Regions from separate parts of the Homo sapiens genome. Here region 2 is linked to region 1. A link is a contact called in ENCODE Hi-C data. All regions are on one chromosome and are shown on one strand. Each heading gives the region's core, a stretch centred on a gene start or an enhancer-like site at or near the end of the contact. The rest is flanking DNA. Distances are from core to core; before and after follow the strand shown. Region 1 overlaps EPHA4 (EPH receptor A4). Region 2 holds the start of SGPP2 (sphingosine-1-phosphate phosphatase 2).

Region 1 (4,926 bases), core at 1,035-3,534:
ACTGCTTACATCCAGCAGTTTGAGACCAGCCTGGGCAACATAGTGAGACTCTGTCTCTACGAGAAGTTTTTAAAAATTAGCTGGGCATAGTGGCATGCACCTGTAGTCCCAGCTACTGGGGAGGCTGAGGTGGGAGGATCCTTTGAGCCCAGGAGGTCAAGGCCTCAGTGAGCCGTGATTGTGCCACTGCACTCAGCCTGGGCAACGGAGCAAGACCCTGTCTCAAAAATAATAATAATAAAAGACATAGATCTCTTTTGTGTCTGGAAAGCAGACCATAAGAAGATCTACATTTTATTTTTTAAAATAGGATTTTTTCCCCCTAGCCTTGAGGCAGGATCATTTCTAAAGAGGCTCAGATTTGAAGGGAAAAAAAAAAAAAAAGATGAAGTCATAAATCCTTCCCCCAGGAAAAGAAAGAAAAACAAAACATAGCATTAAAAATTTTGGCAGATGGATGATCACCTTCATGTTTTCCTCAAGGCTGTGTTAAGGTTACATTTCTCCTGTCAAAAACACAACCAGGAATCCGTTCCCTGCTATGTAGAAGTGGAGGAAGTGAATGGCTGAAATACAATGACTGAGAAGAGGCCAGGCTCTGTGAAAAGGGGACCTGGATTCCATTCCTAACATTTAACAATTTAAGGTTTCTAGGGGTCAGTTTCCTCTAAGAGTACCAGACTAAATAATTTAAAATATCTCTTTTTAATCCTCAAAAATTCCAAGTCTATACGGTTCCCATGATCTGATAGATTCAATGATTTTTTTTTTTTTTTTTTTTGAGACGCAGTCTTGCTCTGTCCTGTAGGCTGGAGTGCAGAGGCACGATCTCGGCTCACTGCAACCTCCGCCTCTCAGGTTCAAGTGATTCTCTTGCCTCTGCCTCCCAAGTAGCTGGGATTAGAGGCGTCCGCCGCGACCCCTGGTTAATATTTGTATTTTTAGTAGAAATGGGGTTTTACCATGTTGGTCAGGCTGGTCTTGAACTCCTGACCTCAGGTGATCGGCCCGCCTCGGCCCAAAGTGCTGGGATCACAGGGGTGAGCCACCATGCCCGACCTAGATTCAGTGATTCTCAAATAACCTAGGATGCTCTGATAAACCCCAAAGTCACTTACAATTCAGTTCAAATGCCATTGAGCACATTAGTCCAGCACGTTTATCTTTCCTTCCAGGACTGGTGCAGACTCATTTATGGAGCTCAGGAACTGAGCTCCAACACTTTCTCAGCCCTAGGACTGTGAGCAAGGTCCTTTTTTTTCCCCAAATAAATCCACCCCTCCAAACTGTTTATTGAAATTTCTCTTACCTGTCTTAGCAGAGATTCCCAAGCACTCCTGTGCTCTTTTTGTCACTTATTAAAAATCAGATCAGAAAAAAGAGGGAAACAAATGTCTTTGCTCTATGGTGTGAAGGTTCATTCATCCACATGTATTGCTGAGCGCTCCTACGTGTGCCTGACATAGGGAAGGGATGACTGGCACGGCCTGTGTTTCCACAGAGCACATATTCTACTGGCAGGGATAGAACTGTACAGGAGAATAAACCTGGTAATATGAGAGACTGAGGATGGGGCTGGGAAGGTGGTTCATAGGGGATCTCAATTAATAAAGGGCCAGCAATTGTGAACATTACATGGGAAAGCATGCCAGGAAGAAGAGAAAGTTGCAGAAGGCCTACAGTAGGCATGTATTAGACAGACAGAAGATTACTGATGCTAGGAAATGTTGCAAGAGGCATGCCAAGATTGAGATCAGAGTGGTCATCCTGAGCCCACAGGCCCTTAACTCAGTGAGGAGTTTAGTTTTTATTCTCAGTCTGGCAATATGATTTGATACAAATTGTCAAAAGATTCATTTGGCTGCTGGTAGAACGTGGATGACAGGAAGTATGATTAGAAGCAGGGGACCTGTAAGGAGGCCCTTGAGATCCAGCAGAGAGGGCATGGCCACCTGGACCAGGGTGGAGGAGGGCGAGCCGGGAGTCGAGAGTTCCAAGTAAGTGACATAAAGGACTAACTCTGCTCTTCCTCACAGTTGCAGGGCATTTTTTTTTTTTAAGTGGACTTAAGATTCCAAACAAGTGACATACAAAGCAAATTTTGATTTTCCCCTTGGCTGTATCCTTCCAAATGAGTCATGTCTGCATCTACTTAAGCAGACTGGGACACCACTTCCCAGCTCAAGAATGCCACCCGCATGTGCTATCACAACAGCTTTGATGAGGCTTGGCCACCAGGCCCTGGGTCCTGACCACTTGCAAGTGGGCCACACCTTGATAGCAGCTGCATGACAGCACCCACTAACTTGAGGAAGCCAGCCGAGGGGCCAGCTTCCTGAGCGTGATTCAAACCGGAACTAAGGGTGCAGCTGACAAGAGTTTGTCAACAGCCATTGAAGTAAGTGAGTTATGAGGTTTCAGGTTGACATTAGGTAGCTGCTGGTGTGGGCAGCGCAGTGTTGTTTTACAACTGAGGTCTTTACTTTCCTGTTTCCTCCCAGAACAGAATTTCATCTAATTGGGAGGCAGAAAATAGGTAGCTGGTTTTCAGGAAAACTGAGAAATTGAGTGGATTTATTCAGATCTGAAACTGTTCATGCTTCCCCCTCCCCACTCCATGGCTTCTGTGGTTAAGAGCTCAGTCCTTATCCTCCAATGCAAAATGGTCCTCACCTCCAGCTTGTAAGAAACAAGAATCCTCTCCTGATGCCTGTAGTCTAGGTTAGGAAATCTCTCTTCCCTAGACCCCGCTCTTTACCCGCTCCTGCTGCACAACTGTAATCCAGTCATGAACTGTGTGTTTTGAGGTTTCATGTCTATCACCCTTTGCAGAACACACTCTCAGATCCATAGCAGCTGCAAATACGCCCATCCTGTTTACTATTACATCTCTAACATTTGGTAACCTGTAACCTGTAACGATGGCTACTCACCACAAATATGTAGACTAAGTATACGAATGAATGAATGAATGATGACACAGTTGCCTTTAGCATCTAAATGTCTAGACACAGAAAGCAACTCAGACCACTCCTTGCTGTGAACCAAGCTGTACGAAGATCATTTCAGATTTACTTTTCTTTTTCTGTTCCTATGTTTTCTGTTTCTATGTTTCTTGCCATTGTGACTTACATTTCCCTTCAAACAGCCTTGCAACATTATGGGCTTGGCTGAAGCTTGCCAAAAAGGAAACAGCACAATCCTAACACGGGTAAGCAAGCAGGTCTGCTGATAATACTTAAAAGGTGGGAGGAGCAGGGGAGGCAGAATTGTAATGCTCTCTTGCTTGGGAGCACTTGTCTCCCAGAGGAAGGGTTAGATCACTCAACAAAATATGAAACCAGAGAGCAGAGTAGTTTTGAAAAGTTAAAATATTTAGATATGAATAATTTTCAGAGGAAAGATAGCAGTAAAGGTTGGAGGGGTGGGGCTGGTGCAAGAAGAAATAAATCTTATCAAAGGCAGCCTTGGGAGCTCAGGCAGATAGGATAAGAGATAAGTCCCTTTGCAGAGTTAGTCACACCCTCCCACATACAATTCACTTGGCAAAGGTTCCTTTACTAACAAAGCAGGTGCATGTTTTAACCAAAAAACAGTGCAGTGCAACAGCTAGGGTGGCTATAAATGTAGTTTTAAACACTTTTTTTTTAAAGCAGGATATAACAAAACATCGTCTATAGGAAATCTGAAAATATAGGGTCTTATGGCCACAAAGCAAGTCCAAGTTTTCTCGTCGAACTTTAAATGATGGACAGTTTCTGAAAAGGGGCATTTGGACCTTAAGTCGGAGACAACAGAGCTGACATTCCTCCCAAAGCTCTGTGGAGTGGAAAACAGATGGTGATTCCAAAGCAAGAATCTGAGGAAAGGAGCCAGGTTGAGATGAGAAAGGGGCAATTAACAGTGAGAAAACCCAGTTCCTTTCCTTCAGCTCTTCAGACGAATCCAACAGAACTTCTTTTCCTCTGCTCCAGTTATTAGGTTGGTACAAAAGTCATTGCGATCTTTGCCATTACTTTCAATGGCAAAAACCGCAATTACCTTTGCAACAACCAACCTAATGTAAGGACATGCTACCTGGGAGACTCTGCTCATGGATGATATTAATGTTTCTGCCTCTGCCACTCAAAGTCAGCCCTACAAGTTACTATCCCCTAGCAAGGGAGCTACTCAGGGTTTAGAAACAAAGAACATTAAAAAGGCCTGTACATAGTGGTAGAATAACCAAATCAGCCTTTCAAATGCAAGGCAAAGAAGCATTCTATACTCACAGCCCAAATAAACAAAAGCAGTTTACCTCCAATGCAACCTAGAGTCCTAGCCTCGCCCTTTCTCTCCCTCTGGACTGAGACCTCTTTATTTCCTCTGTAGTTTCTCGGTGTCTCTTCTTTTCTCTTTTGCTTCCTCTCCCATTTCGTTTACTGACCATTATCAAAATTTAAAATTAACTTTTAAACACCCATTTTGTGTAATTTTTAAAAAGTATGATGTTCATGCTGATCATGTCATTCCTGTATTGAAAATCTCTCAATGATCCCCACTGTATATACCACAGGATTCAACCAGAAGAACAGAGAAGCTCAAAGCCTCTCATAGCCAGCCCCAATTTGTCCCTCAAACATCCTGCACTTCAATCAAACCAGACAGAGTACCAGTTGTTCTCACTTGGATTGTTCTTTAAACACTTCCCATCACCTACAAATAATGAAATTTTATCTTCTCTTCACAGCCTAAAATCAGCCAGTACCTTTTCTATCAAGCATTGCTACACTGGGGAATCAGAATTCAAATGTTTTCTGTATACACAGCACTTCTGTATACAAACACATATATGTGTCTTTGAACATATATTTATTTACTTTATTATCCAGTAGGCAACTGGTAGACCCAGAGTGTAAGACTTATTTCCTCTAACCACACACACAC
Region 2 (4,926 bases), core at 987-3,486, 910 kb after region 1:
AAAAAAAGGTCGGGGGGCGGGATGTGAAATGTATTTCCCACAGGTATGACTAGTGTTCAGTGATCAAAGAACTACAGGGTGTTTCTCTGGTATCAAGAAAAAAAAATTTTTTGCATGACTGCAAGCTACTATTTGATATCTCTGCACCATTACAGCAGTCTTTCAGTCCTACCACTTCTCAAAGATGTTGATTTTTGTTAGGTTGGTTGGGAAATTCATGTTCAGAATAATCAGACTGGGCCTTAGAAAAAAAAGGTTCTGGGGAAATGGACTTTACCACTGCCCAGGAGGCTCAAGATGTCCTACTCAAGATGTTCAGAGCCAAATTCTCTTGAGGATTCCTTCCTAGATTGAATGACTCCAGCACAATACACCTTCTTATCATGATCTCACTAGGCCTTATAGAGCTTGTCTCAAGGTTATTTTTACAAGAGCCTTATAAGAAAGACAAGAAGTGAGGATTATCATTTCATTACAGGGATAAACTGCGACATATGGTGACTTACATCAGGTGACTTGGTGAGCCACTAGAAGCTGGAATCAGTAACTGATCCTCCATGGAGATAAAATGCTCTGTCTACAAATACAATTCTTTGGCAATTAACTTAATGCTGCGTGTGCCATGTTTTGCTTTGCCTATTTTTCCTAACTGGTAGAAAGAAAAATCGAAGCACTAAATTCGGGAGACACATGATGCAAGTGCCTTCACAGGAAAACATATTTCTTTAACACATAAGCAGAACAGGTCCCCAACGATCACAGCTCCAGCTTCTAAAACCAAACCACAGGGTTTTGCCTCACACCTGTAAATGACAGCCAGAAGCATTGTGGAGAGATGCTTCCACCTCCTGGGCCGGACATTTCTGTGTGTGATCCCGCCAGACATGACAATAACTCTGCGTGTCTTCTGTAAGAGGAAAATGGTTTCCCTTAAGAGCTTCAGCATTCTCTCAGTCCCCTTGACTTTGCTCTCCAGACAGGACTGAGAAGCAAGAAAAGTAGAAACTAGGGCATGAAGGGGACTACATCATCCTGGAAAGTCACATCCCAAAGACATTCAGGCCTAAAAGGACAACTGAATAAATAAGGCATTGACAGGTGTTCATTAATCATTTGTGCAACCAAATTCTTAGTAGGCTTTGCATGGACAATCAGGAAACATGCAGGTTTCTGCTGCAAACGAAAGACGGGGTTGAATTGCACTTTTGTTGCAGACTGATCACCTGGGCCTAATTTGATTGTTGCCTCCCAAGGGATCTCTGAGCCCAGGAGGGAAATGTAGGAGGGAGGAGGGAAAACCAAGGCCGGCCTGCAGGATGTTTCCTTTGCTATCTTCTGCTGAGTGCTCTAAAGCAGGTGCAGGTGCAATGAGATACCTAATCCTGTCCCCAGTCCTCCAGCACTTTGTTCTCTTCTCGTTTAAACTCCCTAAATGGTCTGGTGGGGTTTTCCCAGTGTCATTGCTTAAAGAGAGGCAGAGCGGAAAGAAAGAAGTAGGAGAAAGCGGTAAGCATCTTTGTTCTCAATGCGGAAAACCCAGAAGGGACTTTCCTTCCCACCCACCTGAAAATGTTCCCCAGTTGCCAAATCAGAAGGGCAGGGGCAGCGACGCGGAAGATGACTCAGGGCCCACTTTGAACCTCCTGGGTACTTGAGCAAGCTCAAGGGTGTTCGGACCTCTAGGGAGACGTTGCATCACGCAGTTTGGAAAGAACTTGGGAATTCTCCCTGGGGGGCTCGCTGTATTTACTGGGAACTAGTCTTGCAGGAAGGTGAGAGTACGTGGCTGGCTGTGGGGAGCTGGCGTGGGAGGAAATCCGACTTCACCTTGGGCTCAGAGTTGCAAGGAAGGTCACTGTGGGATCAGCCTGAGCCCAAAAGGATGGGCTAATGGGAGCGGCCGCAGGTGCACGCGCGCTCGGCCGCTCCCATTAGTGTTACGTCTGCCGGGGGAAGAAGGTGGGGTGGGGGGTTGGGGGCGCCGGGAGAAGAGAGGCGCAGTTCGGAGATCGGCACTCCTCCGTCCAGTTACAGGCGGTCCTGCCCCCGTGGCCGCCCGGGGCCGCCCAAGCCCTCCGGGACGGAGAGAAAGGGGGACGCGTTGCGCAAGGTGGAGGCAGACACCTGGGCGGGCGCTAGGACCCGGGCGGCGCACCTGTTGGCTGGGCCCGGGGCCCCGCCCGCCCGGCCTCCGCCCGGAGTGCGGGATCGGCGGGGGCGAGGCGGGAGTGGCGGTGCCAGCGGAGGGCACCGGCCCGGCGTGGCAGCGGCGGCGGAGCGCGGCCCCGGGCACACCATGGCCGAGCTGCTGCGGAGCCTGCAGGATTCCCAGCTCGTCGCCCGCTTCCAGCGCCGCTGCGGGCTCTTCCCCGCTCCGGATGAAGGCCCCCGGGAGAACGGCGCGGACCCCACGGAGCGCGCGGCGCGGGTCCCCGGGGTCGAGCATCTCCCCGCAGCCAACGGCAAGGGCGGCGAGGCTCCGGCCAACGGGCTGCGCAGAGCCGCGGCGCCGGAGGTAACCATGGGCAGGTGTTCGCCGGGTACGGGGAGGGGGCGGCTGCGGACGTGCGGGTCCCTGCGACTCCGCCACGCGGGGCCGGCCGGGCCGAGAGGGCGCCGTCCCCGGCAGTGACCCGGCTCCCGCCGCTGCGAGCGGACGGGGAGGCCTGGCCTTCCAGTAACCAGGATGCCACCCTCCAACGCTGCCAGGGGCAACCGGGTCTATTGAGATATCCCCAGACGCTTTCAATGCAGTCCATTTAGAGACTTCCCACTTTCAAAAGTAGTTAAATTCACGTAGATGCCAGCAAATATGTAAGAGTTACGTAATGGAACGGAGGAGCGGGGATGTCCTTGGCACTTCCCCGGGGAGACGTTCTTAGACTCCCCCCCACCCCCGTATTCTTGCATTTCCGCCCATCCCCCTTCCCTGATGCGCACAAATGCGGGTGCAGCCGGGCTCAGCGCGCTCCTCACCGCGCTGCACCGCCAGCTCTGGGCACAGAACTTGGGGCTCACACAGCTCCTAGAGAGATTTACAACCTCCCTGCACTACCCCCGGCGATGATGTCTTAACAGCAACTCTCGCTTGCCCTCCCCCAGAGTCTGGGGGTCCCTCCTGCCTGGTGGGTCTTTTATGGACCGACACCAGTGACTTCTAACAGATGCTTCTGGGAGGGAAGCTCGCTACGCTCCCGCTAGGTGTTCAAAGCGTGGTTATACAACCCACTGCGGCTTGGGGGGAACCAGCGTGCGTCGTCGTCGCAGTGCACAGGGACTTTAGGCAGCAGGGACCAGACGGGCTGCACTTGGCTTCTGGGGACGCATGTCTACCGGGAGCACTGGCAGCACCTGCCTTTTCCCTCGGCAAAGTCAAAAGTGTGGCGCAGGAGAACAGAAATAAACGTATTAATAATTCGAATTCCTTGTACACAGCCACATTTTGTTCTTCCTAGAAGGTTTTGGTGAAAGAAAGGTGGCCTTTACTTACGTGTAAATTTCTAGATGTAGTAACTGAGGAATTACGAAGAACCTGGCTTCTGTGTGGAATGGAATATTATAGGCATTGGATTACAGAATTTGTTTGGGAGGGTGAGGGTGGTTGTGTGTTCTACTCCAGAGAAATCCTCCTCTGTATTTTTTCCTCTTTATTGTTCCTTCTTTATCCCATGTGACATTCCGGTAACCTATAGATGAGTATGAGAACCCCTCTTTTTTCTCTTGCCTTGTCTTAAAAACGGGGCAGAGTAGGGGGGATAAGAAATCAGCTGGGCGTGGTGGTGCGGCCTGTAGTTCCAGCTACTCCGGAGGCTAAGACAGGAGAATAGCTTGAGGCGGAGGTTGCAGTGAGCCAAGATCACGCCACTGCACTCCAGCCAGGGCGACTGAGCGAGACTCCGTCTCAAAAAAAAAAAAAAAAAAAAAAAAAGACCAAAACAAACAAACAAACAAACAAAAAACAGTCCCATGGCTGAAACGTGCCGTGACATATTCGGTGCACACACTGTTTACACCCACAGGTAGACACGTGAGTTGCTTTCTGTTGCTCTCTTCACAAGCTTCTACCCTGTTTCTCTAATTCAGGAAGCTGAAAAAGAGTGAATTGTTCCACCAGTGCTTCTCAAACTGTTTTAAACATCACCCCTGGTAACTTAACTTTAAACTCCACAGTTGGATCCTCTTGACCTTTAAAAGCAAGCTAAGCAGATTTCTTACACAGTTTTATCTTCTTACTGCTTGACAATCCTGGTGGGTCTTCAGTGAGTGAAATTGTGGCGGTTTCCCCACACCCACCCAGCCAACACAGGACTTCTGCTTACAGATCATGTAAAAGCAAGAAAGCTGAATGCCCAAGATAAGAAATCATTGTGTTGGTATATAATGGGGGAAATCATAAACTTGAGAGTGCTTGATAAATGAAAGGTTAATTAATGTTTTTACAGGTGGGTTGGTTTCAAATGACTTGGGAAGATTAATCCTTTACATACACACATTGATTCCCCCCCTCAAAAATTATCTCTTATCTACACTCAGGCAATTTACAGGACTTTAAGGGGGCAGTTGTGAAAAGTGTGCTGCCCTCTCTGCAGGCCTTTGTACAGGCGTTGGCCTGCCTGAGCTGCCTGTCTTTTCTCTAAATATCCTCCCCACTCATCCTTCTATTTCCAAAGGTCAGTTCCTCCATGGGTGACTTCTCTGACCTTCCAGCCTAGCTCCCCCTGCTATAGTTTTTCTTTGCTTTCTGCATTTCTTCATTACAGCATTTATCACGTTGTTTAAATGTGCCTTTGTGTGGATATCTGATTATTCCCCGCCCCTCCAGAGGATGATAAACTCTAAGAATGCAGGCAACTTTTCTGTTATGGTCCTTATTTTTTTCTCATAGCCTGGCACGTAGGAGGGACTAGTGACTTTTGTGAATACATG

The links. A loop is a pair of places that touch in the nucleus more often than their neighbours do. Pooled maps may share reads with other maps.
Region 2: a map of CD4-positive, alpha-beta memory T cell shows a loop between it and region 1 (14-fold over the local background). The contact joins the promoter of SGPP2 here to the enhancer-like site in region 1. A Hi-C loop is called at or near these places in 1 of 168 maps with a recorded cell type or tissue (CD4-positive, alpha-beta memory T cell), 3 of 37 single-sample maps with no recorded cell type and 12 of 50 pooled maps.

Annotation. Positions count from the first base shown.
Region 1 is chr2:221,515,592-221,520,517 of GRCh38, forward strand. The region is part of intron 3 of EPHA4 (EPH receptor A4); the gene reads right to left. Among named protein-coding and RNA genes, the nearest start is that of EPHA4, 54 kb to the right of the region's middle. RefSeq lists enhancers at 1,575-2,774, 1,748-2,249, 2,098-2,392, 2,250-2,749. Within about 2 kb of position 2,285, at least 22 of the 41 ENCODE cell types and tissues checked have a DNase peak (open chromatin) inside an H3K27ac peak, as active enhancers do.
Region 2 is chr2:222,422,307-222,427,232 of GRCh38, forward strand. SGPP2 (sphingosine-1-phosphate phosphatase 2) reads left to right here and starts at 2,237. Exons shown (of 5, transcript NM_152386.4): 1 at 2,237-2,515. The coding sequence starts at 2,297. RefSeq lists enhancers at 1,481-1,780, 2,971-3,120, 3,171-3,230 and silencers at 1,941-2,290, 2,381-2,610, 2,621-2,670.